Regions from separate parts of the Homo sapiens genome. Here region 1 is linked to region 2. The links are chromatin loops, found by intact Hi-C in ENCODE. Cell type or tissue: ascending aorta. All regions are shown on one strand. Each heading gives the region's core, and the rest is flanking DNA. Links, peaks and the distances in the headings are about the cores only. Region 1 holds the start of LOC124902826 (small nucleolar RNA U13). Region 2 overlaps LINC02698 (long intergenic non-protein coding RNA 2698).

Region 1 (16,495 bases), core at 4,521-12,520, 77 kb after region 2:
TCCTACGCTCCTTCTTTACTCTAAGTCTCCTGGCCTCTCTGGGGTAACCCCTAGGTGGCTTCCGTATCTCCCTCCAGATGATGAAGGAAAGCTCTTTGTGGGTTCAGCAAGTCTTAGCTGCTGAGCTAAGTGAAGGCAGGAGTGAGACCCAGCTCTTGCTAGGCCTCAGTTTCCCTGACTATAAAATGAAGGGACTTGATGTAGGTACATTCCGTTCCCCATCCATTAGTCCTTGACCTCTCTGTAGCACCATGCTTTCAAACATTTTTCTCTCGTGGGTTTTTTTAAATCTTTGTGCCTAGTAATCTGCATTCTCTACCAAAGATAAAAGAGCTCAGAGACCACCTGTTAGATACCGTCACAGAAGAGTTCTTCATAGTTCCTTCTTGGCCTTGACAAAGACTTTAAAGCCAGAGGAGTGACAGAAATCCTTTCTCTTGAAGGCCTGTATGTCAGAGAGTGAGGGATATGAAGCAAAACCTGGATTCGAGGCCTGGTTGTACCTCTGCTGGTCGAGGGCTGTGAGCAAGTTTCCCAGTCTTTCTGAGCCTCAGTTTCCTCATCCATACAATGGGGAAACAGTAGCTGCTAGGTCACAGGGTCCTCATGAGAAGTAAATGAAATCATTTACATAGCTGGCATATAGAAGGCATTCAGCATGTGCTAATGGTTAGGATTTGAACAACTGCTTTCTGAGAACAGAACCAGTTCCCTTAAAATCAGCTACTCTATTAATGACTTTCTCCCAAACCCTGGATTTAAATTGTGTGTTGAGTTTTACTGGAAAACAAAAGAGAGGAGGGTGGAAGACTGGATCTGGTGCAGATAGCCAAAAATCAGTCAGCATCTCCCCTACCCAGATGGGCAAGGAACAGAGAGGGTCGCCGGAAGTCTGGGTCGCTGGTTTCAGAGTTGCTAGTTAAAGCTGGAATCCTTGTTCCCGCCACTACCAACCCCCATCACCCCATTCCTTTCCATCCCCTCTCCTTTCAATCAAACACTTCAAAGAGGCGCCCGGAGAAGGGAACTGTGAATTCTCTGCTCACTAGTTGTCATGAGAGGAAACCAAAGAATGTTTCTTTTCGAGACTGCGTCTGCTCATCCAAACCAGTTTTACTAGCTGGGGGGACCTGAGCTCAAAGGCAGGCTCATGGGCTGATGAAATTCAGATGTGAGGCCGCAGAGAAATTGCACTACGGACAGGAAAATGAGAGGCGCCCAGCAACACTGGGCTGGGCAAGGGCCAGGACAGCAGGAGAGGGTGCAGGAGAGGGAGAGAAAGGGTCACTGTGGGGGTCAGAAGAGGGAGAGGGGGCGCCCGGGAGAAAAGCAGATAGTGAGAAGAAAAGAGCCGAGAAAGGCAGAAAGAGAAAAGAGGAGAGAGGAGAAGAGAAGAGACAAAGCCTGAGAAAGCATTTTATTTTTCTTCTTTAAAGAGTGAAAAAAACAAACACTCCAACTGTTTCAACTGACAGGGAATGTTCATCTGCTGAAGGCATTATTAGGACGGGAGATAAGGAAACCACGGAGATAGGAAATAATTATTTTGTATCTGTCTTTATAAATGAAAATGAAGGGCATTAACTTAAATAGGATTTAGATTTTCAGGGACAGAAGGGAATGAATTAGGAAATAATTCTGATAACAAAGGAAATGTTTATTAAAAGGTCAGGGGGGGCTCTTGAAACTGACAAGGCCTCATGGGCCAGATTTAAAACCCCTGCTAAGCTGCGAGGGAGTTCCAGCAGGGCCAGAGCTACGGGGTCCAGTGGGTACCACTTGTGCGAGATAACTCAGCTCAGGGCAGAGGATCGGTGGAAAAGATGACTGACCTCCTGGCCTGACTTGGAAGTCAGTGGCCTGTAACTCAACAGGTGGGAGCCAGGCACCTGTGCTAAGAGCAGAGCAGAAGTGGGCAGAGGCATCCTGGGCTGGACTCAGCTTCCACAAGGATCCTTCATCCTCACTTCCACCCTCCTGCTAGCTTGTGGGAGGGGTGCTACATGGAGAAATTGGGTGGGAAGGGAAAAAAGGAAGGAGCCACATCAGTGACAATGCCACATTCACAGATCCCCACAGCCTGAATGCCCTCCATGAAGTCCTCTGTCTCCCGGGTGTGTACCCAACTAGGCCAGATGGAGCTCTCCCCAGCATTTCTCCATTCTTTCTATGGAGGCACCTGGAAAACAGTAGCTGGGAGCCTGCACTGTGGCATCGGATTGCCTGGGTCTACATTCTGATTCTGTCTCTTTCAAATTGCTGACTTTAGATGAGTTATTTCAATTATTTGGACCTGGCTGGACACAGTGGCTCACACCTGTAATCCCACCACTTTGGGAGGCCAAGGTGGGTGGATCACTTGAGGTCAGGAGTTTGAGACCAGCCTGGGCAACATGGCAAAACCCCGTCTCTACTAAAAATACAAAAAAAAAAAAAAAAAAAAAAATTAGCCAGGCATGGTGGCACATGCCTGTAACCCCAGCTACTTGGGAAGCTGAGGTAGAAGAATTGCTTGAACACGGGAGGCAGAGGCTGTTGTGAGCTGAGATTGCACCATTGCACTCCAGCCTGGGCAACAGAGCAAGACTTCATCTCAAAAAAAAAAAAAAAAAAATTACCTGGACCTCAGCTTTCTCAGATGTAAAATAGAAATCTAATGATCATACCTCTCTCATAGGGTAGTTGGAAGGATTAAGTGACACAATATTAAAAAGTTCATTGGGAGGTCAAGGTGAGCAGGTCATCTGAGGTCAGGAGTTCGAGACCAGCCTGGCCAACATGGTGAACCCTTGTCTCTACTAAAAATACAAAAATTAGCCAGGCATGGTGGTACTTACCTGTAATCCCAGCTACTCTGGAGGCTGAGGCAGGAGAATTGCTTGAACCCAGGAGGCAGAGGTTGTAGTAAGCCGAGATCACGCCACTGCACTCCAGCCTGGGTGACACAGTCAGACTCTGTCTCAAAAAGAAAAAAGAAAAGAAGAGAAAAAGAAAAGTTGATAGAACAGTAAATATAGTAAATAATAAAATTATATTTATTATAACACAATTATTAGAGGTATCCTGGCTAACCTTCAAAACCAAGTAAGTTCTTCTTTATGTCTAAATTTAGTGCCTCCTCTTGTCATTTGGGCCTCTCTCCTGATTGAAAAGAATTAATTGCCGCTCAAGTCCACCTACATGTCTGCCTGCCTTGGCTTTGATTTCTGTCACAGAAGTGGCTCTTCCTCACTCCCCTTCTGTCCTTCTCTTCCACCCCCAGCAGGGTTGGAGGTGGAAAGCTTTTCAACAGCCAAAACTGGTGTCTGTAGACTGACCGTGTTAAAGCCTCCAACAGGAGAGGGAATCAGAGGCTCAAGTTCAGGAGCAAGGGAAGCCACAGATTGCCATGGCCTCATCTCCCAGAACCGTGTGGCAACGTGAAGCTTGGAGGGTGTTTCGGAGCTGCAGGATCTGCCTCCAGTGCTGATACTGTAAGTACCCAGGACACCTTCCAGGGGCAGAACTTCACACGAGGACTCCTTTGCAGGTGTCTAAGCTTAGCGTTTCTGTGCGGAAATCTGGGGGCTGGCTCTGTGGACTCACTGAAAGCTCTCTGCTGACAGAATCAGATAATCAGCTAATACCTGACCCCGCCGCGTCCTGAGCCTTGGACTGATACATAACAATGTCATCAGGCCTGCCTTCTAAGAGCCTTAGCCAGCTTACCTCCTCTTTCAGAGAGTCTGCCCTGGGTAATTATTCCAAACTCGTGCCTGTGAGGAGGGCTAAGTGTCCTGTCACTGTAATCCTCTGGGACGATCTCTCCTAACACCCCCTTCTCTCCACAATTGGCACTCCCAAAGTTCTGTGCTGGCCCTTGGAGATGGTAGCTTACTCCCGCCAGGGGGTAGCTCTCTTAGATGAGTTCCTGAGAAAATGGGTTGAGACAAAAGATTGGCCCTGGGATCCGCAGAGGTGGAGGCCAAGAGGAGGCCCCCAAGTGCACCTGTTCTAGGAATCCCAAGCTGAGAGCCAACCCTTCCCAACCAACCTTGCAAATAGTCACTGGCCCACCCATTCAGGTCAATGGAAAACCAGTGTAAATGAAGTAGCAGAGGCCCAAGATGTCCAAGTGCCTCCAGCTTAGGAGCATTCCAAGGAGGGGAAAATATTTGACTTGTTGGTAAATCAATATTTGTGTTTCTGCATAAAGCCAGGAGACTTACCTGCTCCTCAGTCTGGAATGGGTACCTGCAAAGTGGGAGGGAAGAGACAGCCTAGACTAGAATCTCAGCTCTGGACTTCCCTTAACCACCTCTCTGAGTGTCCTGAATTTCCTCATCTTAAGAAAGGGGAGGTCCTTTTGTAGTTCATAAGCGAGATGATTGGGTGTTCAGGCACATGTGTGAGATGTGCCTCCTTCAAACCTTGTTACAACGTCAGCACATTACCCGCCTGACATGAAAAAAAAAAAAGGAGGGGGAATAATAGTATCAACCTCATGGGGATTTCTGTGAAGATTAAATGAGCAAGTAAGTGCCAATTGCATAATACCAAGCACATCGTGAATGCCTGATACACTTCGGCCTTTTTAAATTGCTTTTATACTCATTCAGTATTTTATAGTTTACAAAGCATGTCCACATATACGTATTAACTAATTCAGTCCTCACAGCATCCCTGTAAGGAAGTCATCATGGACTCCAAGTTTTGGAGACGGAACATCAAAGCTCAGGGAAATCTAATGACTTGCCCAAGGTCAATAATTCATATTTTTAAACAATCCAATCAAGACCAGTTGCTTGCTTAGGGTTTTGACCATTTGGTACAGGTATCAAAAGCTAAACACCAAATGTGAATCATTACCCACTTCCTTGAAGTGTCTTGCCAAAAGGGTATGATTGTGGTTTCATGCTGACCTGACCTGCACCTGTACCTGAGCCAGACCAAAACTTGGCCCTCTATGGGGCGTTTGCAGGGTTGAAGATAGATCAGTGTCATTGTGCAAATTATTTCAAAGCCATGAGGATTCAGGGCTCTCTTGTAGCTCAGTGGAGAGTGTAGAGAAGAGGGTGACGATGTCACACATGAATAATGCATAGAGGGTGCTAAACTTCAGTTTAAGCAAGATCCAAATGCTCATTTCATCTTTGATTTCTCCTTCTGGCTGTGCCATTCCCCATAGCCACTGATCCCAGGGCCTTCTGCTGGAACTGTATGGCTGCCCGCTAAATTGGCTGTTCTTGATAGTGAATAGAAAGAGGAGGGGGGCTGGAGGCAGAGAGAAAAAAAAGATAAGTTGAGGGGAGGGGATTAGGGAAGATGAAAGAGGGAGATGAGAGAAGGAAGCTCTTTCACTGTACTACTCTTACGCAGACTGCCATGGACCCCGAGAACTTGGTGAGGTTTTGTTCCGGGAGAACTTTTCCGGTCTTTTCACTGTGTGGCTGTCACAGACTGAGCTCACTTCTCAAGAAGTGGGAGCGGTACAGGGCCGGGCCCCAGTCTGATGGGGAGACCAGCAGAGGAGTCCTGCCGTCATTCGCAGGGGAGCGAAAGGGGACTTTCAGACAGGGCAGAAGGCAGACTTTGCTCAGCATGACCCAAAGCCCAGCCTCAGGAGCTGAACACAAATATGGAAATAACAGCACAGATTCTGGGGATGTGACACAGGCGGCTTTTGCCCCGGCTGTGAATCTGGAAACAAATGAGAACTACAAAACCGGCTTGTTTGGTTTAGTGAGGAGGCAGGTGCCAAAACAGCAAATGTCACCCTCCCCATTAAGCCTGGGCAGTTTAGATTCCCATTAGTCCTAGAAATGGGATACAGCCTCTGTGGGGTCAGAAGGCCAGAGGCTGCAGCAGCATTGTAGCATCAAGCGGGGAGAGAGGACACAGAAAGACTTGTGATGTCAGCCCTAGGTGGGGCCGGTCTGTTTTAAGGAGATGTTCTAAGTTCAAACCCAGGGAAGATGGGCTTTGGCAAGCACAACTGAAAAGATTTCCACTTGTCCCCTTCTTAAAAATCAGTAGGTAGACTGACTACTCTAGGATAAACTGCCAGCAGCTTTGTTTTCTTTGGGGCCGCCATCTGAAGCAGCTGCAGCTGATTTTAATGAGACATAATAATATTCTATCAGTTCTGTGAGCTATAGACTGAGCCCACTGAGGGAACCTGCTCAACCCCCAAAATGATCAGACTTGTCAAAATATGATCATTTTGTTCCTTATTATAAATGAAAAGAAGATATGATTTAAGTGTCATCCTCTGGGTATGGGAGCTGGATTCCTATAAATCAATCATCCCAAATAAACTCTTTGGACTGATTTCACTACAAATATGCTGCAAACAATTTCTTTAAACAAAGCATAAAAGTATTACTGTATCTCTGCAACGTCAAAATGGCTTTAGATATGCATTATTGGGTTGCTGGGGTGTTCTTTGGTTAAAATATGTTATTTATGGTGTTGCGCCTGACAGGCGAAGTCAGTGCTGACTGCCTGCTGGATAAACCTCCCTCTTGGTTGCCTCTCAGTCCCCAACAGTGAAAATGGTGAAAGAGGACGGGTGTCCAGGGTAGGGAGAGGTCCAAGGGCCAGGCTGGGGTCCCTAGACTTTGCATATGTGACATATTTCATCTTCATAATGGCTCCCATTATATTGAAGGGTGGTAAGCATATAATTTCAGGCTATAGCCTATTTGAATAGGATTTCCAGGTCTGTTACTAGCCATCAGACTTAGAAAATCATACGATGCCTCTTTCATTCAGTTTTCTTTCTTAAAATGGGGACAATGGTGACAACAATAACATCTAACTCTTTTGGTTTTTGTGCGGATCCAACAGGGGTAAACATGGGAAAGTACTTAGCATGGTGTCAGACACATGGTTGCACCAGGTCATGTTAGTTAGCTATTGTTATTATTATTAGAAACCCTGGGAGTTGCAGGGCATGGTGGCTCACGTCTGTAATCCCAGCACTTTGGGAGGCCAAGGCGAGCGGATCACTTGAGGTCAGGAGTTTGAGACCAGCCTGGCCAACATGGGGAAACCTCATCTCTTTACTAAAAATACAAAAATTAGCTGGGCGTTGTGGTGCATGCCTGTAATCCCAGCTACTGGAGAGGCTTAGGCACGAGAATCGCTTGAACCCGGGAGGCAGAGGTTGCAGTGTACCAAGATCACGCCACTGCACTCCAGCCTGGGTGACAGAGCCAGACTCCTTCAAAAAAAGAAAAAAAAAAAAGGAGAAACCCAGGGAATTTTCTGTCCCAAGGAGGTGCTATGGAGCAAAGCTATGCTCATAGACTGTAATCTGTCTTAACATGATGTCTTCACTTTATTCTGTCCAGAAAACTAGACTTGCAGAGGACAATGAACAACCCTATGCCATAGAGTTCTGAAGCCCCATCTTCCCCTAAGGTGCCTGCATCATCGGTCTCAGAAAGAAGGCAGTGTAGGGAAGGAGGTGACGTACTAAGAGTTTTTCCGCAAAGTAGATTTGTCTATTAAGCCCCATGTCACCGGCTTTCCATCTCTCTACACTCACCTGGACAGGCATTTCTTCCATGCCACATTTTTGTAGCGCTCCAATCTGTCCACATTTTAACAACCTTGTACCTCAGTCGAGATAGAGCCTGAAAAGTTTAATATCATGTCAAATAAGAGAGCCAATAAAACTTGACATTATTAATATGATGTCAAGGTTTTTTTTTCCCAACTGCTTAGGGAAAAAACATTGTGTCCCATTAAGTTGAGCTCCTTGCACTGAGAAATATTAAGTGACTTTTCAATGACTACCAGCTGGAACTATTAGTTTTCTTCATAAGCATTGCTGCCGTCGATTCTGAGAGGCCAGTTGAGAACCTTTTATGAAGATGCTGGATGAGCTGGTGCAATCAGAAAAGCTTTTAGGTTTCCCTGGGATCCCTCTTTAAGTGGGGCTGTGTATGGAAATGGGGATATGAATTATTAAAAGGCTTAAATACATTTGGCTGAGAGAGCATGGGCTTCATACTCCCTCTGTCCATTTATCCCCAAAGGACTGCAGTAGCCTTTCAGGACAATCTGGTGTGGACTGGAAAACCAAGGCCAGAGTCCTGGAAAGAGGAGCACACAGGGCTTCCCTCACTGCCTGGCACCCCCTGCCCCAGCCGTCAGCAGCATCACGGTGGGTACAAGAGCTGCTGGTGTGGTGCGGCCCACTGTTCCGCCCTGGCAAGGGAGGGGGCATGAGTGCCCACAGCTGCTCCTGGCCCTTGCTCACACTGGGCTTCTGGGAAGGACACTGTCAGGAAGCTGTTGGGGGCCTCTGTTTCCCTTGGCCGGGGTCCATGGTTGCTTCACAGCACGTGGCTTTCCATGTCAGAGTCCCTTCCCGGGAAGAGGTCAGGACTTAAAATAAGCTGGCGTGACTCATGTCTGAGTTGGGAGATGCCTCGTGCAAGTGCTGGCTTTTCAGGAATGTGCAGCTGGGGCAGCTGAAAAGAAAGCTCCAGAGGCTCAGACCTGGATTTCCAGAGTCTTTTGGCTGCTCAAGCCCAAATAAGATTGTTTCAACTGTTCCTACATCTGGACTGTTCAGACACCAGCATTTCTCCTAGGCTTTCTTATCCCCAGGGAAGCTGTTTCTGTAGCATTTACCCCATTTCCGACCCCACCCCAACACCATTTGGCTACCCACCCAAGTGTCTCATCACTTTCATTGTGGATGACTTTTATAGTTCCTAGCTGTGACACCTTCTAAGAGGTATACCTGTGTTCTTAATCTCAGGAATCCAGTGAGCTGGCTACAGAGGCAGTTGCAAGCTGGTGCTTATTTATGTAAGGCTGGAGTGTTTATTATAGGGTTGTATTCCTTTAGTGAGATCAAAAAATTAAGAGATGGATGGCAAACAGAACAGTCCTTATTTAGACTTCTGTGATGTTCCAGTTGACATACTTCCCCCTTGCCCTTTGCCCCCACTCATCCTGCACCATCTGGGGGCACATGACCCCGGGGATAGCAGATGGAAGGCAGCTTGCTCTTCTTAAATTTCACCCAACTCTTAAGAGACCTCTAGGGAAAATACCCTTGGGATGGTTCCTTAGGGGCACCTTGAGCACTCAAACCCCAATACTGTGGTCAGGAGCAGCTGATGAGGAAAATCCCTGTCCATGGACTTCTCTCTTCTCCATGGAAGTTCAGGATTGGATGATTCAGCCAAGGGCAAGGAGGTTGGGTGAGAAATTTGTCTTGTACAGGTATAGCGTAATTGACAGCAGCTATTCCTCTCTGCTTCCATTGATCTCAAGATAAAACAGAAGACAATTATTATTATTGTAGAAGGAATTTAGTTCAAATGCCAGAAGAATCTCCCAACTCCCAAGATGGTGGCCTTCATGAAGCTGTGAAATCTCTAGTGCAGGGGGTCCCCCTGTTCTGAGCTCTTAGCTTCACCCCAGCTCAAATCCGACAATTCCTAAGCAGCACCTTTCTTTTTCTGGGACATGATCTAGAAGGCTCATATAGCTTACTTGGGATTTTGAAGTGATAACTCCAAGAAAATTGGGAGAGTCAAGTGAACCTTGGATAAAGAATGAAATAGAGGCTGGGTGCAGTGGCTCATGCCTGTAATCCCAGAACATTGGGAGGCTGAGGCAGGTGGATCACTTGAGGTCAGGAGTTCAAGACCAGCCTGGCCAACCTGGTGAAACCCCATCTCTACTAAAAATACAAAATTTAGCCAGGCCTGGTGGCACGCGCCTGTAGTCCCAGCTACTCAGGAGGCTGAGGCAGGAGAATCGCTTGAATCTGGGAAGCAGAGGTTGCAGTGAGCTGAGATCGTGCTACTGCACTCCAGCCTGGGCGACTAAGTGAGACTCTGTCAAAAAAAAAAAAAAAAAAAAGAAAGAAAGAATGAAATAGAAACAGGTCTGCAAACCTGGGCTACTGTGGGAAAGGATGGAAGACTAAAAAACAAGAGACTCCGTCACAATTGTTCAGAAGCAAATTCAACTCTACCTCTGGGCTTTGGTTTCCAGGAAAATAAGACCTGCCTGGACCTATATTAGAATTGTTGTTAGGATCCAGTGAAATCATGGATAGAAACATCTCAGGAAAAAATATAAATTACTTTAAAAATATAGAGGATTACCACTCTTACCAGTCCACCTTCCCGCTCAGAGCTGACAGTGAGGATGTCCCCCAATGGTGGGAGGTAGAATCAGATGACATTTAAGATCCCCTTCACCTCTAAGAGTCTATGGATATATTCTCATTCTTCCCCCTATAGGTTTCACTTAGCCCACTCTTCATTTTGAGGCAGGGCAAGGGAGCAGAGTATATGAGCTGGCAACTCTCAGTCTACTTAGAGCAAAGACTGACATCCGGGACACACGCTGCAACACAGACAAACCCTGGGGACATTATGCTAAGTGAAATAAGCGAGGCACAAAAAAGACAAATGCTACATGATTCCCTTTCTGTGACATACCTAGAATGGACAAAGCCGTAGAGACAGAAAGTGGAATGGTGGTTACCAGGGGCTGTGGGGAGTGGGATGAGGAATTAGTGTTTAATGGGTATAACGTTTCAATTCAAGAGGCTAAAAAAGTTCTGGAGATGGACTGTGGCGATGGGTGCACAACAATCTGAATATACCTAATACCCGTGAGCTGCGCACTTAAAAATTGTGAAAATGGGCCAGGAGCGGAGGCTCACGCTGTAATCTCAACACTTTGGGAAGCTGAGGCAGGTGGATTACTTGAGCTCAGGAGTTTGAGACCAATCTGGGCAACGTGGAAGAACCTTGTCTCTACAAAAAATACAAAAAAAAAAAAAAATTAGCTGGATATGGTAGCATGCGCCTGTAGTCCCAGCTACTCAGGAGGCTGAGGTGGGAGGATCACTGGAGCCCGGGAGGCCAAGGCTGCAGTGACCATGACCGTACCACTGCACTCCAGCCTGGGGGACAAAGTGAGACCCTGCCTCAAAAAAAAAAAAAAAAAGGTTAAAATGGTAAATTTTGTCATGTATATTTAACCACAATTTTAAAAATCCCTGACATCAAGTCATACAGCTATGAAGTAATAAATTCCAATTCAAACCTAGGAGTAAGGTTTAGCCACTAAAATATACTGTTTGTCATGACAAACTGACCTGCCACCGTCCCCCTATGATTTGGGAAGGCTATCTCATTCATTGTCCTATTGGTGACGGCAGCAAGAAAGGATTCCACAATGGTGTGGGGTTGTCATCTGTGCCCCTAAGCACCCAATGTTGTACATGTCACAGAATCTGGGATTTTAAGAAAGCCTTAAGTTTGTGTTATCCCAGCTGGGGTAGCTCAAGACCATCCTTGGGCCCAGCAATTGGAGGCGTTCTCCCAAGCAAATGGAGGGAATTGTCTCTCTCTCCTTTTTGCTGCAGCTCAACCTTTCTTCACCTTCCTGCTTTAATGACTTAATCAAGTGTCAGATGAGAGGAACTGATCCATGCAAAGGACAGAAGTTTCAACAGGATGTGTGGAACCCACTGCTGCTCCCTTCCCCTGCCCCAGAGTCACCGCCCTACCAGAGAAAGATGGGGGAGACAGAAAAAGAAAAGAGAAAAAGGCGAGAGAGATTTTGTACCCTTAAGCCTCCACTGCCGCAGTTCAAAAGACCAATCTTTACTGAAAATAAATTTAAAGGAGAATTTTTGATGTATATTATGGTCTCTGGTGGTAGACAAGAGCACTGCCGGCAGTGTATGGAGTTATGCAAAGCCAAAGTGGGATTACTTAAAAGTGTCTGTAGTGCTTTGATTAACTGGTGTGTATTTTATTTTTTATATGACACAATCACAGGCCTACATTGATAATATCTTGCTATTATTGTTTGACAGTTGAATCTCCCTTTTTCCTATCACTTGGAAGTGGGCTTTGTGCAGTTTGGGGCAAGGAGCAGAGGATCAAGATGATCCCCAAAGGGATAAAAATGAGATGTGGTCCCAACTTCTCATTTAAAAAAAATAAATAAAAGCAGTGTATAAAAGCCCCAGGACCTGTCATAGAAAATGAAGAACTGACAGATCAGACAATAGAGACTCAAACAGATGGCCAAGTGCATGGGCTGAAAGAGAGTCCAAACTACCTTCTGAGGTTTCTTATGCCTGTCTGGAAAATATCCCCCCATGAATACATCCTCTGGGAATCAGAGGATGCCCCACCTTTCTCTGTTCTGCTTTGGGACACAGGCTCTGGAACGCTACAAATTGCATTTCTCTTTTGCCAGTTAGCTCCTGCTTGGCTCTGCATCTAGCGGGAGCTAGAGGGAGATGAGAAAGCTGAAGGAGATGAGAAAGGATTTGTTGCTCCCTATTTGCCTGGTGCTTCTGCCAGTGTCGTGCCTGGAGAGAAGCTCTGTCCAGTAATTGCTTCCAACTGACAGCTTCATTGGCTCTCCCAATACCAGCCTCACTGCACGCCCCCCAAGAGGTCACAGCACCAGCCAGGCAGTGCCCCCTTCTTGGACATCTGAGTCCCCACTCCACAGAGCCCCTTCCCAAGCTCCTAAGATATTAGCAGCAGCTGTGTCACACCTCAGAACTCTGAGCCTTGGGGCCCCTCCTTCAAGCTTCAGAGGCAGCAGCAGCACCCAGGCAGCACCCCCAGCTTTGAGGTGTAGCTCCAAGTGCTGCAGGGTTCCTCCTCGGAGCTTCTCGGTTCTGGTAACCCCAGGTTCTCCTCATTGTTCATCCAGACCTAGGTAAGGACTGCTTCCTTCCATTTAACCAAGCCCCTGTATAAAATATTTTCTGTTGAAATGCCTAGAGTGGTTTCTGTTTTTCTGACTGTACTCTGCTCCTTGAAACAAAGTTGTCTGAGCACTTGGGGCCAAGGGATGGAGGATTGCACCATCCTCCTTAAGGCAAAGATGATGCAGACCAGGACTTGGGCCTGGCTGGGCAGCATTCCTGAGGCTCACAAAGCCCAGGAAGAGAGGCCCATCAAGCCAGTTCACCACCTCACAGGGTATGAATAATTCTCATGGAGGTAAGGATACCAACTGTGGTGGCTGAGAAACCTGGAGAATCCTCTTCACTCCACTGGGCAGGAAATGAAAGGTGAGGCAAGGAGAAAATCCACTCAGGGCCAGACATGGTGGCTCACACCGGCAGTCCCAGCCAGCACTTTGGAAGGCTGAGGCAGGAGAACCACTTGAGACTGGGAGGTCGAGGCTGCAGTGAGCCATTGTCATACCACTGCACTCCAGTCTGGGTCACAGAACAAGACCCTGTCTCAAAACAAACAACAACAACAAAAAACCCTCACTCAGGCCTTGCCTTGGAAACTCTCTAGAACGAGGAAATAGGCCCTTGGGATGCATCCTCTTCGTTCATAGAATGGGCAGAGCAGCTGTTTTCCTGGCTGGCTTTTCCCAACTGAGTCTCTTGCCATCCCCCTCTGGAGCTCACAAAAACAAACTCAGAGATTTATTTTTCTTTCTAATTTCCTGAGATCTCATAAGTACTAGTCTGACTCTCCCTGCACCCTAGTTCCTTACATCCTCTGCTCATGCACACACTGCACCGTGGAGGGTCTTGTCTAAGGCCTGAGCTGAGAATTCCATCGTTGACCCCATCCTCCACATCCACTGGTGTCTAAAAATAGAAGCCAAGTCTCTATTGTCACTGTGCTAGGAGATTATGTGTTTGAAGGCAAAATATACACTCTGGTGTTCATGGGCACAGCCCTTCTGCCCTCCCACCTGCCCTGGTATAAGCTTGAGGCTTTGGGGAGTCATTTTATTTCCTCCCCAGCCAGATTCTCTATCTGAACTTCCTCCAAACATAGTGGGGAGTCTTCTATTCTTAAAAGATAACTATGACATTTCTTTATTCTTTAGCTCTGTATGTCCTCTGGTTCATTCAGGTAGATCCCCTTTTAGCATTGTAAAGTCAAAAGACCTGGCCTCTCACTAGCTGTGTGACTTCTGGTGAATTGATTAATCTCTCTGAGTTCCAAACTCTCTCACTTGAAAATCCCGGCAAAGATTGTCTATTTCACAGGGTTGTCCTGAGGGTCAAATACGATAATATATGTAAGAGCATTTTGTGCACAGTAAAGTCCTGTACAAATGGGAGGTGATATTATTGCAACAGTTGCTGCCCAAGCCACTCACTGCATTATTATTATCTAAGTCCTCCTTCTGGTGCTTTAAACTCATTTCTTTTTGCTCTGTCTGGTTGGGTTATGGCTGTTGATTTCTCCCTGGGGCTCCAGCTGCAGACAGAAGAAGGCTGAATCAGCCCTGTGTTTCCAGTATTGATTCTAAGAACTCTCTCCAGGCCTCTAGCCCCACCAGGCTCCCCAGAGCATGGCCCAAGCTGTCCCTGGGGGGCCATATTTTTAGGCCTATCCAGTTCCAACTGTGAAGCTTCTTCAGACCGGGCTGGCAGGAGCCCAGGCAGTGTGTGCATGAATCATAACTGCCTGTGGTCCCATTATGCAGGTCAGGGTGGCTGTGGAGGAGGCAGGGCCCTGACCTCAGAGGTCCGGGGATTATTTATTGCCTTTGGCCTCATGGGCTAATTTGGGCCTCTGCCCAGCCCGGGGGAAATGTCTTCATCTTCCTTCTTCCCCAAGGGCAAGGTGAATTCAACTCTCTTTATTGTCTACCTCATAGGAATAAAAGATGGGGGCTGGCGGGGAGGGGAGAAAAAATGTAGCACTCCCAAGAACAACATCCTATACTAAATTCTGCAGTAAAAAAAAAATTGGGCCAGGCGCAGTGGCTTATGCCTATAATCCCAGCACTTTGGGAGTCCAAGGTGGGCAGATCTCTTGAGGTCAGGAGTTTGAGAGCAGCCTGGCCTACATGGCAAAACCCTGTCTCTCCTAAAAATACAAAAATTAGCTGGGCATGGTGGCAGGTGCCTGTAATCCCAGCTACTCGGGAGGCTGAGGCATGAGAATCACTTGAACCTGGGAGGTGGAGGTTGCAGTGAGCTGAGATTATACTACTGCACTCCAGGCTGGGTGACAGAATGAGACTCCGTATCAAAAAAAAAAAAATATATTAAACAGAGAACCCCAGCTCTCAAGGAGTTTATAAAGGTAATGAAAATCACCTATGGGAACAATCTTAGCCCCTTACAATTGATCTAATAGCACGCATGCTAAAACAGTGCCAGGCAGTGGGAGCATCAGATCTAGGAAGGATTAAGGAAGGTGAGAGGCAATCAGGAAATATTTCTTAGATAACATCCCCTTTTTCTTTCTTTTTTAAACAAGCGCTTTGCAGAAAATTAGAAAATGAATATGTAAAAAGAAGAAAATAAAAATCACCCATAATCCCTACCTGAGGATAATGACTCTCTACAGGTTGATCTATGCCCTTCCAGACATTTTTCGATACATGTATTTATATTCATACAATATTAATAAAAATCAAATTATTCTGGGTGTACTATTTTATAACCTACTTATTTCACTTAATTTCTTGTGTCAATAGATATATATCTTCATTATTTTTAATGACTGCTAATAATTCTCTTGCATGGATGTAAAAGAGAATGTGTATGAATTTTGCCAGTCCTCTGTTATTGGACATTTCAGAGATTTCCAGTTTGTGCCACCTTAAACAATGCTTCAGTGAACATTCTGGTGCTCAGCTCTTTATGGACATGTATGATTATTTCTTTAGGATAAGTTCCTAGAAATAAAAGTACTGAGCCAAAGGATAAACATATTTCTAAGGCATTTATTATCCTCTGTCAAGTCGTCCCTTGCATTTTGCACCAAGGTACACTTATAATCAAATGAAGAATGTGAAGATTTAAATTAGGCTTCGAGGCCAGGCACCGTGGCTCATACCTGTAATCCTAGCACTTTGGGAGGCCAAGGCAGGCAGATTGCTTGAAGCCAGGAGTTCAAGACCAGCCTGGCCAACATGGTGAAACCCTGTCTCTACCAAAAATACAACAATCAGTAGTCCCAGCTACCTGGGGGGCTGAGGCATGAGAATCGCTTGAACCCAGGTGGCAGAAGTTGCAGTGAGTCGAGATCGTGCCACTGCACTCCAGCCTGGGCAACAGAGCATGGATCTGTCTCAAATATAAATAAATTAGGCTTTGAAAGTGGGGAGAGATGTGGATTGGAAAACAGGTATGGAGACAAACTTGGGATAGGGAAAACAGGTATAAGGCATTGAGATGTGGTCTAAACAAGTCATTTCTTTATTATTAATTTTTTATAGAGAGACAGGGTCTCGCTTTGTTGCCCAAGCTGGTCTTGAACTCCTGGCCTCAAGCTATCCTCCCACCTCAGCCTCCCAAAGTGCTAGGATTATAGATGTGAGCAATCATGCCCAGCCAAGTCATTTCTTTATTCAACAAACATTCATCTAATGTTGGCTGTGAGACAGGCACTATGCTCAACACACAAACACACACAAAAAAGCCTTTGAGAAAGGGGATTAGAAGGAATATGGGTTTGGGCTTGGTTAAGCATCTGTGTTGGGAGTAATGGAAAGTAATGGAAAAATGCCT
Region 2 (16,495 bases), core at 2,792-10,791:
ACTTAGAAATATCCCCTAATGTCCTGCCAGGCAGGAGGAAAGGAAGTAGCTTTACAGCTTGAGTCACTGGAGCACAAGTCCTCTCCCAGCACTTCTTAGTAAAGGAAAGGACAATGCTTTCAGACAACACTGGAAGAAACAACAAAGCAGAAACCAATTCCAAGTTCTCTGCAATGTTCTGGACCCAGAGCCAAAGACAAAGCTAGGGAGGCTTGGATTTAGGACCTAGAGATGCAGCAGAGTATCTTAAAGGGCAAGAGAGTAAAGCGTTGCAGCATGGTGGCAAATGAACTCACACAGGAGCCCATGCTGTCATTAAAGTTACTGGTTGGCCTGTTAGGGTTCTTTCCTATCTGTTTCTAATGTGACTCTGTGAGTGGATTAAGGACTCTGGAAAAGATTGCTGGAGGCCAGTAAATACCTCCATTTCCCAAGGCAAGTGTTGCAGGGAGCTGTTAAAGGGTCTTAGAGGAAAGTAATATCAGGACAACTTTTCGTGGTAAGTAACTTATACTCTTTTATTTTTTGAGACAGGGTCTCACTCTGTCACCCAGGCTGGAGTGCCCTGCAGCCTTCACCTCCCAGGTTCAAGCGATCCACCTGCCCCAACCTCCTGAGTAGCTGGGTAGCTGGGATTACAGGCATGCATTACCACACCCGGCTTATGCTTTTTTAATGAAAGGAAAAAAAGAAGGAATTAATTTATTCATGTATTTATTTATTTTATTTTTTTCTGTACTGGAAACAAGGTCTTGCTATGTTGCTTCTGTTGGTTTTGAACTCTTGGACTCAGCAGTCCTCCCACCTCAGCCTCCCAAAGTGCTAGGATTACAAGTGTGAGCCACCGCACCTGGCCAAGAAGGAATTTATTAAGAGGATCCTGAATATTTCCTATAATCAGAACTAAAATTGAATAACCGAAGTGGGAAATGTAAAAATGCTGCAACAGACCAGCTTCTTCCATGTAGCAGACCTACTTCACATAGCAGAGATTACTAGTAGCCTAATCCAACATGCATCGTCCTTTTCTCCTTAGTGACAAGATCCGTTTTACTCAGGGGAGTGAGCAATGGTTTCCAGCTATAAAGCTACATTTCCCAGCTTTCTTTGCAGCTAGGCATGACCATGTGATTAGGTTCTAACCAATGAGATGTAAGCAGAGGGTTAGGCCTTCTCAGAAGGAGGGACATGCACATTTACTTCCTTTTGTGCCTTCAACAGCTTGGAATGCAAATAGATCATTGAAGTTCTTGCATCTTTATTAAAACATGAGTGGACTGGAGCTGGAAATTTGCACTGAGGATGGAGAGGGAGAAAGTTAGGATCCTGACCCATGGAGCTCTCTGCCTGGCCCTGCAAGTTGTATCTCTAGACGTTTACATAAGAGCAACATCCATGTCTATTGTGTTCAACTCACTGCTTTCTGTTTAGTTTTGTTTTCTTGTGGTGTGATTGAGTGGGGCAGAGAATAGTACAGTACTACTGAATATAGTAAAATTCAAGTCATGGACTACAGTTAGGATATTTCATAATTTCTTATTCTATAGCATTTTTAACCAAAGAGGAATCTGACTGACTTCCTCAATTTTTGTTTTTAAAATTCCAGAAAAGTTCTTAGACTGGCCTAGCTCAGATGCAGTACTATCCCTGGACCAAACAGCTGTAGTCCTGGAAGCATGTCCCATGAAAGGCCAGGAAGAGAGGGGACACAGGATGTTTCCAATGCTGACCACTGCATGCAGAGGGAGGCGTAACAGATCCTAGATGCAAAGAGATGAGTAGACAATGCCTATATGTCTACTGTAAGAAGGAGTAGGGGCAAATTACATTAATTTTACCATTCCTGCACATGTCATTGTAATCAATAATGACATTTCATATTTGTATAACGGTTTTCAATTGTTTAGCAAATTACAATATAAAATCAATTTTTGCAGTTATGACCCCCTTGGATCTTCACAAGAAGCCTATAGGGTAGTTATGGATCATCCCTATTTTGCAGAAGCAAAACTGAGACCGAGAGAGTGTAAGTAATTCATTCAAAGTCTTCGTTGGGGAGTATCAGAGCTGGATCTCAAGTCAGGGTGCAATTTATACCACTCCAACTAACATATTAATTCAGCAGTCATTGAGCTTTCCTTTGACAGAGAGGACTGGATTAAAGATGATCTATCTCTTCTCCCATCCATCTCCACTCCCTATAAAAGACAGCTCTGTTATCATGATACTTAGAATTGAATTGGACAGAGGAGAAAACATACTGTATTAGTTCGTTTTCACACTGCTGATAAAGACATACCCAAGACTGGGTAATCTACAAAAGAAAAAGTTTTAATTGGACTTACAGTTCCACGTGGCTGGGGAAGCTTCACAATCATGGCAAAAGGCAAGGAAGAGCAAGTCATGTCTTACATGGATGGCAGGAGGCAAAGAGAGAGAGAGCTTGTGCAGGGGAACTCCTCTTTTTAAAACCATCAGATCTCATGAGACTTATTCACTATCACGACAACAGCATGGGAAATACTTGCCCCCATGATTCAGTTACCTTCCACCGGGTCCCTCCCACAACACATGGGAATTCAAGATGAGATTTGGTTGGGGACACAACCAAACCATATCACATACAGTGGAACTATTTTAAAGTACCAGGCAGGAAAGTAGCTATAAACTAAATAATGTCTCTAGAAGGAATGGATGCCTAAGCACTGCCTGCATGTGAAGTCAGAACTGGTCACTGCCAGGCTGCAGATGCTCCAGGAAAGTTGGCCATGATACTGATGTTAGCCCAGAAAATCCCTGGCAGCAAAGCTGTGAGAGCAACAATTTCTTTATTGGGACTTTTTAAAAAGAGCTTTTGGTATACTTGAAACATAAGTATGACTTATTTTCTCAGCTCTGGTAAATATTTAATTATCAAAAATAACAGTGTCTTTTTTCTTTTTTTTTTTACCTTTTTGAATCTGAATCATAGCTAGAATTTTATTAAGGCTCTCTTGGCAGTGAATGGCAGCCTAGTGTGGCTTTTTTTTTCTTTTCTTTTTTTTTTTTTTTTTTTGTGAGTTGGAGTCTTGCTCTGTCACCCAGGCTGGAGTGCAATGGTGCCATCTTGGCTCACTGTAACCTCTGACTTCCAGGTTCAAGCAATTCTCCTGCCTCAGCCTCCCGAGTAGCTGGGACTACAGGATCCCACAGTGTGGCATCTTTTAACTGGCATCCCTGTAATTAGAAGGAATTGTCTTTTTGTACCACAGATTTGAACTGGCTAATTTACTCAATGAATATTTAGCTTCATACGTAGGCAAACATTATGTGAAGAGAGGAAACTTTACTGAATAAGTATGCAACCTAGAAAACTTCCTAGGAGCCAAGTGTGGCCTGTCTATATGAGATTTTCTCCATGGCCCCTTACCCCAACTGTCATTTCCCACCTCTGCCATCTCAGATACACACACACACACAGACACACACACACACACACAGACACACACACACACACAACACATTCTGACATTTCTGGGGAAAGTGGGCAAGGTCCTCAGTTGTCATTCTTTGGAACTTTATATTTTTGTTTCTTATGAAACATTTTCAAATATTCAAAAATTTTAAAGAATAATATGATACTCTGTGTCTACCTCCTAGCATAAATAAAACATCACCAATAAAGTTAAATGCCCATGCACTACATCCCCTTTCTCCAAACCATATCCCCTACCCACTATTCCCACTCTCTTGAATTTGACCACCTTGAATTTGGTGTTTATATTGCTGTGTATTATTCATAAATGGTATATAATATGGTTTTGCATCATTTACAACTTTTATAAGTGGTATCATGGCGTATATATTCTTCTGCCACTTGCTTTTTTAGCTCCACAGTGTGTTTGTAGGATTCATCCATGTTGATATGCATAGCTCAACTGCATTCATTTTTATTACTATAAATACTTTCATTGAATGAGGCTGGGCACAGTGGCTCACGCCTGTAATCCTGGCACTTTGGGAGGCCGAGGCAGGCAGATCACTTCAGGTGAGGAGCTCAAGACCAGCCTCGTCAACATGGTGAAACCCTGTCTCTACTAAAAATACAAAAATTAGCCAGGCTTGGTGGCTCATGCCTGTAGTCCCAGCTACTTGGTAGCTGAGGCAAGAGAATTGCTTGAACCTGGGAGGCAAAGGTTGCAGTGAGCTGAGATTGTGCCACTGCACTCCAGCTTGGGTGACAGAGCGAGACTCTGTCTCAAAAAAAAAAAATAAAGATAAATAAAAATAAGAATTTCATTAAATGAATATGCCCCAACTTATTTATTTTTTATCCACTCTCCTGATAATGAAAATTTAGGTTGCTTCCTTTTATCTTTTTGTATGTCTCTCTCTTTTTTTTTTTCGGTTATCACAAACAACACAGCCATGATGCCTTTGGTGTGTGTCTCTTATGCATTTATATGAGAGCTCTTCTATGCCTAAGAGCAATGTCTAAGAGTGGAGTTGCTGGTTTGCAGAAAAATGTATCTTCAACTTTATGGAATGTTGCCAAACTCCTGCTACTCAGTGAAGAATATATAACCCAGGAAAAGTTGATCTTTGACCAAATCAGCCTTCCTTTTCAATGCTCTCCTGTGGCTCTGGGGACTTTCAGGAGCCTCCTTGGTGTTCCCAAGGGATGCTGGGCTCAGTGAGCCACCAGTAAGGGCCCAAAGCCACAGCCTCAGTGAGCAGGCCGAACAACCTGCCTGTTTCATTTTCCTGTTGATCTCCAGCACCTCTTTCTCCTCCAAGCTCTCAGAGACTTAGAGCTGGCAGAGGAGCATGATGAGCAATGCTGCTCAATGCCCACCATCACTATGACTACTGAGGGCCCAGGCCTTGAACCCTTGGATTCCCAGAGACTAAGCAGGGAACACGAGTCCTCAAGAAATGCAAGAGCAGCCCCAGGGCAAGAATAGATTGGTTCTACTGTCCTAAGGAAAGAGCTGATCAGTCTTAAGGGTTTACCGTCTCCAGGGCTACTTGCATTGTAATAGGAGAGTCTCAGAGAGTGCAAACCCTTCCACATCAAAGGAACAAATGAATCTCTTATGAAAGATTATCAAGCCCTGTGGAAGAGGGGAATGGGGAATGATTTAGCAGGCAGAGGTCAGCCTGGCTTCCCAGGAATCCCCTTCTATAAGAAGCTGCTGGGTCAGCTCGTCATTAAGCTCTGCCTTGCAGGGAAAGAGGGCTGTTATGCCTGAGAGCGCACCTCTGGGCTTAGGAAGTGCAGGCTGGGCAGGGCACTGAGGAGGCCATATGGCAGCATCCACACCAGCCCCAGCCAAGTGTCCCCTTAACCTCAGGCCTGGCCAGCCCTCTAGCACACTGCCAGATCCAAGTCTGCTAGAGAACTCGGTTGGGCTCAGGCTGCCACCCCCATGCACTCAGGTATTAGGGGAACTGAGTGCCAACCCTGGAGAAACCTGCACCTCTACAACCCCAGGCCAGGATGGAAACACCCAGGGTCGACCACAGCCTGACCCCGGGGATCTGCCCACATAAGGTCTCCAGCTAGTGTTGCAGCCCGAGGTCTACCCTCCCATCCAACGCATCACTGCCACCACATTACCACCGAGGCACTTGCTGGTACAGCTGGTGGGTGAACTCTTTATCACTGCATGTGGTGGGCTCACCCATAGCTGCCTCTTGGTAAACTTGGTGTGGCTGAGGCACAGCCCTTAGTCACTGAGGACTTACTTCTGCCCAAAGTCTCCTTCGACCACCCCAGTCCTCCCCACCCACTGGAGCCAGGAATTCCCTCTCTGAAGGGCCAAGTGAGACTCAAAGGAGAAGTCAGTTCCCAAGCCACCTAGCCAATAGCAGGGTTGGAACTTGCCATCAGAGCCTCAGCCACAGAGAAAGGAAGCTGCCAAGAAGCTGGACCCCAGTGGGCAACGGAGCCTCGTAGCTGCCCCCAGCTGTGCGGCACCCCAAACCCCCATGCAGCCCTGCAACAATGCCTGAACTAATTCTATCCCATTCTCCTTTAAAAAAGAAAACCCTGGAAATAATTACTTCAGTCAGACATTATTTACTTAAGTAATTCTTTACTCAAACGTCTTTAGGCTTTATTTTACTAATACTACATAATTACGTAATTGTGTAATTAGGAAGAAATTAAATGACAAATGTTTGCTGAGAACAAATTGAAAAAAATAGATCCTTTATTTCCCTGAGTGTTCTCAGTTCAGTACATGACATCTTCTTCCCCCTCCTCCCGTTCTTCCCTCTGGTCTCCCCACCCTCTGAGGTCTCCCCACAGGGGGCATCTCGAGGGCTGACTCCCTGGACAAGTAACAGCAGGTGTGGCATCTTGAGCCTGAGGTAGATCTGAAATGTCTGTCAGCTAACCTGTGTGTCTCTCTATACTGCCTGACCTCCTCCTAGGTTGGGCACTGGAGTCAAGCTTTCTCTGGTTTGCTCTTTCTGTCTCTAAGAAGCCTGGGAGACCCATGAACTCCAACCCACAGCCATCCTAGGAAAGTGAGTACAGCAGCTAGCTAGCCCTAAGGACTATCTTCCCGTGGGCACTGGCCTATTCAGCATGTTCTGCAGACGTGCTTTCAGAGGCTGCCAGGTCCTCAGGCTGAAAGAAAAGAATGAGGGGTCCACCAGGTTGAAAGGGAGTTCAGTGTGGATCTGCTTCACCAACTTCACAGGAATCCATAGCGTCTGCCCCAAAAATCTACCCAAGAAGGAGGCACAGCATGCACCCCAGGACTAAGCTGCCGATGGAGAGGAACCTGTTCACATAGACCACCACGCCTCCCTCCCTCCTTCCTTTCTCCAACCTCAGAAGCTGTGGAAGCCAGTGGAGCTTCCTGTGGGTAAAAAATTCAATCAATCAACCACCCACCCAACACCCATGGAGCATGTCTTTTGTTCAAGTTCTGAGGGGGACACAAAAGAGCAGGCAGGCCACAGCTATGCTCATTAATACGTCAGCTGCTTGGAACTTGGCATGTAGAGCTGTGTTATTCACAGCAGAAAGTTTCCTAGGCCAGCCTGCCAAAAAAAAAAAAAAAAAAAAAAAATCACTACTAAATGTCCCCGGCATTCAGTACCAGAAAGGAAGAGTACTCTTGGGCACTCAAGACTGCTGAAGCTCACATCCTGTCTCCAACACTTGCAGGCTGTGGGCCTGGATGAGTGACTCCATCTTGCTATGCCTCCATTTTCTTGTCAGTAAAATGCGAACCATGAACATGCTACCAGATTCTTGTGAGGATTAAATGAATCTGTGCAGTGAGACACTCAGAAGAGCACCAAGTGTTCAATAAACAGCAATGATGGTCTTCAACGTGTCACTGCAAAAGCCAAGCCATACAGAATAGAAGGGTGCTGTGGGAAAGCGCCCCTGCCAGGAGGATGGCCAGTGCTGGAGGCTCCTCCCCACCTTCACCAGCCCCAACTGACTGTGACTTCGGAGCTCAGGGTAGGGCTGGCAGACGAAGAGTCTGGGAAAGACAAGAAAAGCAAAGGGACACCATGCCCAGGGGAAGGGGCATGGAGCCATGGGAGAGGGACTTCCTGAGACTGAACTGCCCAGAGAAACTTCTACTAGGGGCTTTTCACTTCGGGGGCCAATTGTAGAAAAGAACACAGTGTCCCCAGTCTGACAAACTTGAAAATACTTTCTGAAAAGGGAACGAGTATACACTGTTGGTGGGGATGCAAATTAGCTCAGCCCCTGTGGAAAGCAGTTTGGAGATCTCTCAAAGAACTAAAAATAGAATTACCATTTCACCTAGCAAGCGAACTGGGTCTATAACCAAAGGAATAGAAATTACTGGGTATATACCCAAATAAATAGGAATCGTTCTGCCAAAAAGACACCTGCGCTTGTATATTCATGGCAGCACATTCACAATAGGAAAGATGTGGAATCAACCCAGTTGCCCGTTAACAATGGATTGGATAAAGAAAATGTGGTACATCTACACCATGGAATACTACACAGCTATTAAAAAGAAGGAAATTAGATCCTTTGCAGCAACATGGATGCAGCTGGAGGTCACTCTCCGAAGTGAATTAACATAGAAACAGAAAACCAGATACCACATGTTCTCTCTTGTAACTGGGAGCTAAACATTGTGTACACATGAATACAAAGAAGGGAAAAATAAACATTGAGGATTCCAAAACAGGGGAGAGGTGGAGGGGAGTAAGGGTTGAAAAACTACCTTTTGGGTACTGTGTTCACTATTTGGGTGATGGGATCATTAGAAGCTTAAACCTGAGCACCATGCAATATACCCATGTAACAAACCTGCACATGTACCTCCTGAATCTGACATTTAACAATAAATACATTCTAAGAAAAAAGGAAAATACTTTCCGAGGTTAACTTTTCTTTTTTTCTGCACACCATGGAGAAACAAATAAGATATTAAAGCGACTACTTCCTCTGATGTCACTTTTCATTAGTTTCATAATGAAACTACAAAACAAAGAAACACACAAACCACAGACAAGTGCGAATGGTGGGTCTTGGGTATCCACTGAGGTGAAGCACTTCCCACTGAGGTGAAGGACCCAGGCTTCTGGCCATCTCAGGCTAGAGACAGGGCCTAGAGGAGGGGGTGAGGGCCACGATGGATACAGGCTGGGCACTCTGAGCCCTTTTGACAAGCAGGAGAAATGATGGGTCAAGGAATTTGACCTCCCTGCTCCCCAGTCCTCTCCATAGGAGAGAAAGCATGCACTTCGGAATTTGAATCCCGGCTTAACAAGCTTGGTATCTGACTGACCTTAGGCAAGCTGTTGGGCCTCAGTTTCCTCATTTATAAATCAGGTCTTATAAAATGATTAAATGATCTTTCACAAGACTGTTAAAAGGATTACATGGAATACTGCATTATAAAACACTTAGCTCAGGGCCCTGGCATATATTAAGAATGTAATAGATGGTAATTCATTTATTCATTATTATTATCATGATTATTTCATGGATCCACCACCAGTCCTGCTGCCATAGATCAGATCTTAGGGGGTGTCAAGTTTGGGAGCCTAGGGAAGGGGTGGGGTTTCAGGCCACTGCAAGCGACAATGAGGTCTATAGAAGTGAGGGGAGGGGAGACCAGGGAGAGAGCAGATGAAAGAAAATTTGAAGCAGCTGCAGAGGATAGGGCAGGTCCAAGCCCCATGTGTAGTCCCTGGCTAACCAGCCTGGGCCGCTGTCCCCATGCACTGCCCAGATGGAAGAGACAGTTGACTGGCTAACTGAGAGATCTCTGCCTGAGACAAACCCACCCACGAGGGAGAAATTCCAGCCACCTTCTTTCCAGCATCCTCCACAAAGTTTCTTATTTCCACAAGCCCCTTTGAGGTCTTTAACTTATAATCTAAGGGGGTAAAATTTGCTCATATTCTTTCAGAGGCTAGCCTCAGAGAACTGCATTTTTAAGATTTGCTGTCATAGGCCAGGCACGGTGGCTTACGCCTGTTATCCCAGCACTTTGGGAGGCCAAGGCAGGCAGATACTTGAGGTCAGGAGTCCGAGACCAGCCTGGACAACATGGTAAAACCACGTCTCTACTAAAAATACAAAAATTAGCTGAGCATGGTGGTGGGTGCCTGTAATCCTAGCTACTCTGGAGGCTGAGGCAGAAGAATTGCTTGAACCCAGGAGGCGGAGGTTGCAGTGAATAGAGATCGTGCCACTATACTCCAGCCTGGGCGACAGAGCGAGACTCCATCTCAAAAAAAAAAAAAAATTGCTGTTTTAGCCTTCAGTAAGCCTAGATGCCCACACCTCATCCCCCTACTCAGGCATGGTCTGGGTGTGCCCTACGTGATGTTAACCAGGGCGCTTGCTCTGGCCAGGCTTCCAAAGCTTGGGAATTTAATTAGCCAAGAGAAAGAGGTTCCTCCCAGTGAGGGGGCTTTGCTTCCTCGGATAATTTCCATGGCTCCTTCTGCAGCTGAGTTAGTTCTCACTGGTTTTCATTTTGCTCTGCTCTGCTCAAACTCTCTCAGTCACACTCTGCATTTGCTTTAAGACTGGGTTTGGTGTCCTGTCCAAGCTCTCCCAGCCTGGCCCTGATTTTGCCTTTGCTGCTGCCCCCGTGGTGAGTCAGCTGACTCCCAGAGGCCTCCTCAAACCCTGGCTGAGGGCCTTCTAATCTCACCTCTGTGTTCTCCTTTGCAGGCAGCTACAGGATCGGGATGGAGCAGCAAAAGAACTAGGAAAGCCAGAGTGAGAACAGCCACACCCCTTCTCTCTAGGTCCAGTTTCCATTTTAATTCAATGTGATGGATATTTATAGAGTGTCTAACACAGGAGGGCTCAGAACCAAGTGTGTGTGCGTGTGAGTGTGTGTGGGAGAGGGCGTGTGTGTGCCTTGGGAGGTTCTGTGATGGGATAGATGGAGACTCATCTTTTTTGGCTTATATCTCATATCTTAAAAAATGAAATTCAGAACTGCTTTGAATGTTCTACAGAACACATCGCACCCCGTCAATACTGATCAATGGATGAACTGAGTTTTTTAATTTCAGGGTTTTCTCACAAGTTGGGTCCCCAGGGCCCAGAGGGAACACTACCCCCTCAGCTCTCAGCCCCTCCAATCTCCACACTAATCCATGGCTTTGCCTCTTGTGGCTCTCGGGCTGAGAGCTGGAGGTAATCATGATAAGTCTGCAATTAACACAGTCTCCCTCCTCCTCTAACCTTAACAAAGACAGAGACAGCCAGCACAGGGGCTGCACTTGTCTCCTCCTCTGCGCTGTTTGTTAGCCTCACAGATTATTATTAGAGGCACTGCAGAGCTAATCACCTCCCTGGTGGACACCCTGCCTCCCCCTGGCTCCTGCTCCTACATCCTCTGCATTTGACCTGGCTTCCCAGGGCTCCCTGGCTGCTTGCTGGCTGCTCCCGGGGAGGAGCAGAGGTGAGCCCACCTGGGCAGTTCTAGGGGATCATCTCCCCCAGGAGGGTGGCCTCTGCCCTGAGCCCCCAAGGACAGACACTGGTGGGGGTAGAGGGGGTGGAGGAAGAGAGGGGAGAGGAGAAGAGAAGGAGAGGGAGGAGGAACTTCGGAGAGGTACTGTAAGCTAAGCTGCCCTGGCGCTTATTCAACTCTAGTTAAGCCCTTGTTAGTACAACCAGGGGGAAGCACACTGGGAGAGGGAGGAAGACCAGAGGATGGCAGAGCTCCCCTCCCATAAATCAATGAAGGGTAATAGAGGAGGGTAATTAGCATTTCTCTCCTTCCCCAAAAGACTGCAGAAGAGAAAACAAACTTCAATTCCAGCAGAAGGAATTTAAGTAGCCCAGAGAAAGAAGTTCCTCCCAGAGAGGGGCCTTGCTTCCTCAGATAATTTCCATGGCCCCTTCTGCAGCCAAATTAGTTTTCACCAGTTTTTATTTTTCTCTGCCCTGCTGAAACTCTCTCAGTCACCCTCCCTGGGTGGGAGGAAATCCACACCCAGCGGCCTCACATTCAAGGTCTGCCCTTCCCACTCCAGGGTACTCTCTTGGCCTATCCAAGCCTTAGTCTTCCTGAGAAGCCAGCTGGGTGGCTCCAGATACAGGTGTCCCCTCCTGGCTCTGGCCTTGCATTCACCTGGCAATCCCAGGCCTGCTCCTGGTGTAGATCCATGTCTTACGTATCTCTTGAGTTTCCTCACTCCTGGGTGCAGTGTCTTACATAGAAAAGGTGCTTAGTGGATATCATGTGCTTAACATAAGGGACAAAGTAAGTCCTGGTGTTCTTGTCAGTTGCAGGATGATAGCACCAGCTTCAGTGCAACAAGGAAGATGAACAAGAAAAAGAATAATTCATCATAGGGTCTTTACCTCATTTCTTCCCTGGGACTGCCTTATTCAGTAGACATTATTATTTTTATTTTATATATTTGCAAACTGAGGCTTGAGAGGCAATTTGCCCAATGCCACATAGCCCCTAATTGGCACAACTGTGGGATACGAATTGAGATCTAATCCCCAAACCTAAATTCCCTCCACCATGGGATATCTCCTTGGTCGAAACTCCCTTAGATATGAGGTCAATTTGACCGACATTTCTAATTTTTAAAACTTTGCATAGGATTTTCAAAAAAAAAAATGGTGGAGCAAGTGGAAAACATGTTCGATATCACTAATCATCAGGAAAATACAAATCAAAACTGCAGCGAGACATCACCTTACACCCATTAGAGGATGGTCACGAGATGGAGGAAAAGAGAGAGAGAATTTCCATGGCTCCTTCTGCAGCCGAGTTAGTTCTCAGCAGTTTTTATTTTTCTCTACCCCGCTCTAACTCTCTCAGACACCCTCCCTAGTGGGAGAAAATCCAAACCCAGGGCCCAACATTCAGTGTTTGCCTTCCCCTCTCCAAGGTACTCTCTCAGCCTGGGTTTGAACTTAAGGCCTGGATGAGGTTTTAGAAAGGAGATTCTGACACAAGCTACAACATGGATGAACCTTAAGAACATTATGGTAAGTGAAATAAGCCAGAGAGAGAGAGAGAGAAAGGGAAAGAAAACAACAACAAGTGTTGGTGAGGATGTAGAGAAATTGGAAAAGTATAACACTTGTGCCCTGCTGGTGGAAATGAAAATGGACACAGTTGCTATGGAAATGGTGTTGGTTCTTTAAAAAATTGAAAATAGATTGCCATATGTCTCAGTAATCCTACTTCTGCATACATACAGAAGAATTGAATGCCAGATCTTGAAGAGAGATTGCATGTCCATGTTCATAGCAGCATTACTCATGATAGCAAGACATAGAAGCAACCCAACTGTCCATCGGCAGAAGAGTGTCTAAAGAGAATGTAGTATATATGCACAGTGGAATATTATGCAGTCTTTAAAAGGAAACTCTGACACATGCCACTACATCAATGAACCTTAAGGACATTATGCTAAGTGAAATAAGCCAGTCACCAAAAGGCATATACTGTGTGATTCCACTTACATGAAGTGCCAAGAGTAGTCAAATTCAGAGACAGACAGTAGCAGAGTGGTTACGTACAGCTGTGGGGAGGAGGAGGGGAGTTATTTAATGGGTACAGAGTTTCAGTTTTACAAGATAAAAAAGTTCTGGAGATTGGTTGCACAACAATGTGAATATATTTAACGCCAGTGAACACTGTACTTAGAAGTGGTTAAGATGGTAAGTTTATATTTTATGTTATAGGCTGGGCATCGTGGCTCATGCCTGCAATCCCAGCACTCTGGGAGGCCGAGGAGGGTGGATCACCCGAGGTCAGGAGTTTGAGACCAGCCTGGCCAACATGGGGAAACCCCTTCTCTACAAAAAATACAAAAACTAGCTGGGCGTGGTGGTACACACCTGTAGTCCCAGCTAATCCAGAGGCTGAGGCAGGAGAATCACTTGAACCCAGGAGGTGGAGGTTGCAGTGAGCCAAGATCATGTCACTGCACTCCAGCCTGGGTGACAGACTCCATCTCAATAAATAAATAAATAAATAAATAAATTTTATGTTATATGTTTTTTACCACAATTAAAGAGAAAATTTCTTTTTAATCCCTCACTCTCAGGGAACTTACATTCCTGTACTCTGAAAGGTACACCAGTTCACATCCCTGTGGTTGTCTCCTCCTGGGCCCCCTCCCCTTTCCATGGGTAGGAGAGGCTGTGCAAGCAGCCATCAGCGCATCTCTCTGCCCTGCACTTTCAAGCCTGGCACCCCTGCACCTCTCTGCACATCTCCTCAAGCTGGGGAGGATGGTGCCAGTAGGTCCAGCTTACTCTCACTGGCGCCCCTTGAAGGGCAATCATGATGGTGTCAAACACAGCCCTGCTGGAGGCTCCTTGAGGACACAATGCAGTTTCATCGCAGGGAAATCAGAGGCTCTCTCCTCTTGCCATTCCAGACTCTCCTGGGCAAGGAGTTTGTTGGCTTGTCACAGATCACCTGAGGGTGTACAGGTGTGTACTGTGTGTGCTCCTCTGAGTGTGCATGCAGCACCCAGGGCTGGGTGGGAGGATACTTCCTGCAGGACCCCCAGATTCAGCCAGCTGCCCGCAGGCTACCACACAGCCTGACCTCTCCCCAGAGAGCCTGTCTGGCGCTAATTGTTTGTTGCTCAACTGCAAATGCAGCTTCTCCACCAAAGTCTTCTTTGTCCAGATGTTGTCATCGGCCAGCCCCATCCAGCAGGGCTGGCCTGGGGTCTGGCTCTCACCTGTCAATCCTGACATCTTCAGTGGATAATGGAACACAAGGATGAGAGAGGCAGAGCAGATGCATGCTAATGAGGAGATCAATTTTAATTATGATTTTAATTAAACACCCGATCCAGTAGGAAATATGACAAGAACTAGGCTGGGGCTGTGCAACCTGAAAGAACGGAGGGGAATGAGAGTGGGAGGCACAGGGAAAGGGAGGCGCCTCTAGGCCTCCTCAGGATTTAAAAGAAGGAAAGGGCAGCGCTACTGGGAAATAGAGAAAAACCTGTGTCACCTGAAATTCGCACATAGTAAGTCTTTTCCTCTAAAGAGCATTTAGATGTCTAGACTCCTGGATGGCAGAATCTTAGCAAGGAAGCCTTGGAGATGGACAGGCTCCACCCCTTCATTTCACATGGGGAAACTGAGGCTCAGAGGGGAGCTAGGACTCTCTCATCTGCCCCCATAATATAACTGTACATGCTTCAAATAGAGTATTTGTTGCACTAAAAAATCATGAACTCTTCACGGTCTCCCTCTTGTTTATATCAAGTGTCTATAACATAAGAGAGTTCTTTGCACGATGCAAGCCCCCGGAGGGTGAAGCTACTTCTGCCCAGCTCTCTTTGCACAAAATTACAAGCAAGTGGACACTGAGAGCATTGTTGATGCTCATAGTGGTGGTGCCTCCTCTACTGCAAGAAGAATTATATGTAATAAAGGATCTTCTCCAAACTCCACACTCCACTCCCACTCAGGACAATCCCTGATGAGCTGCAGGCACTCAGGAAATGTTTGGGCCATGAATAAGTACATTAAGTAAAGTCTGTAACATTTAACAAGTCCGGAGCAGCACCCAATTAGCCACTCTGAGTTCTTTTTTTTCCCCCAGCTTTATGAACGTGTGATTGACAAATAAAAATCATGTATGTTTAAGGTGTACAATGTGACGTTTTGATATACATATACAGTGTGAAATGATTCCTACAATCAAGCTAATTAATATACCTGCCATTTGACAGTTACATTTGTGTGTATGTGTGTGTATGTGTGGTGAGAACGCTTAAGATCTTCTCCCATATCAAAGTATATTTCAAGTATATAATACATTATTATTAACTAAAATCACTATGCTGTCCATTAGCTCTCCAGAACTTATTAATTTTATAACTGAAAGTTTGGACCCTTTGGTCAACAATTCCTCATTTCCTTCATCCCTCGGCCCCTGGTAGCTACCCTTCTACTCTGTGCTTCTGAGTTCAGCTTTTATGTCCCATATATAATGAGATCATGTGATATTTACCTTCTTGTGTCTGGGGTATTTCACTTAGCATAACATCCTCCAGATTCACCCATGTTGTTGCAAATGGCAGGATTTCCTTCTTTTTTTAAGGCTGAATAGTATTCCATTGGGTACATATGCTGCATTTTCTTTACCCACTCATCTGTCAGTGGATACTTAGGCTGTTTCCTCTTGGCTGCTTGGCTACTGTGAATAATGCTGCAATCAAGATGGGAATGCAGCTATCACTTCTCAGCTGTTCTTAAGCCAGGCTATCAGATTTCTCAACATTGCCCTGATGGAAGAGAGCGATGTGCATGTGTGTGTGTTCTGTATGCCTTGCCATGTATGTGGCAGCAGATGATAGGAACTGATGGGAGGAGGAAGCTTAAGGGGGCAAAGGAACTAATTCTACGAAATACTTAATAATGGACAATTACAGAATAACGCAATGCAGAACTGCAAATGACCTTATAGATGGGTGCTAACAAAACTTTATTTATTTATCTATTTATTTATTTACTTACTTACTTGTTTTTAGAGACAGGGTCTTACTATATTGACCAGGCTGGTCTTGAACCCCTAACCTCAAGCCCAATCCTCCTGACTCAGCCTCCCAAAGTGCTGGGATTACAGGCATGAGCCACCATATCCACCCCCAAAACTTTTTATAGTGATGAAAATGTCTGATATCTAACCTGTCTGATATAGTAGCCACGGGCCACACATGTAGCTAGTGAGCATTTGAAATATCAGCTACTGTGACTGAGGAGCCAAATTTTTTAACAAATTTAATTAAAATTAAATTCAAATAGTCACATGTCGCTAGTGGTTACAATGTTGGACAGTGCAGTTGTCGATCACCTAAATTTTTTCTTTGGTTAGCAGAAGAAACTGAGGCCCAAAGAAATAGCTCTTGGGCATCACCCAAGCTTATCCATTGGACTTCACAGGTAGCACATCAAGACTCAATTGTATCATGGCTTTCTGGTGCATTCATGGAGTGTTTGTCCCACTTACAGAGATGTTAGCAGAGTCCCTTT

The links. Peaks named below come from ENCODE experiments on the same cell type or tissue, not always from the same donor. Only the 100,000 strongest peaks of a DNase experiment are listed, where the experiment ranks them.
Region 1: a loop joins it to region 2, with 2.6 times the contacts of the local background. A loop is called at or near these places in 2 of 110 quality-filtered maps.

The regions. Positions count from the first base shown.
Region 1 is chr11:115,615,030-115,631,524 of GRCh38, reverse strand. It overlaps LOC124902826 (small nucleolar RNA U13), which reads left to right and starts at 4,340; the gene lies at 4,340-4,443. In ascending aorta, for the core only: no CTCF peak of the experiment used is centred there; a DNase peak (open chromatin) is centred at 8,324; H3K27ac peaks cover 1,487 bases.
Region 2 is chr11:115,690,467-115,706,961 of GRCh38, reverse strand. All of the region lies in intron 2 of LINC02698 (long intergenic non-protein coding RNA 2698), which reads right to left. Among named protein-coding and RNA genes, the nearest start is that of LINC02698, 39 kb to the right of the region's middle. In ascending aorta, for the core only: no CTCF peak of the experiment used is centred there; a DNase peak (open chromatin) is centred at 7,027; H3K27ac peaks cover 1,647 bases.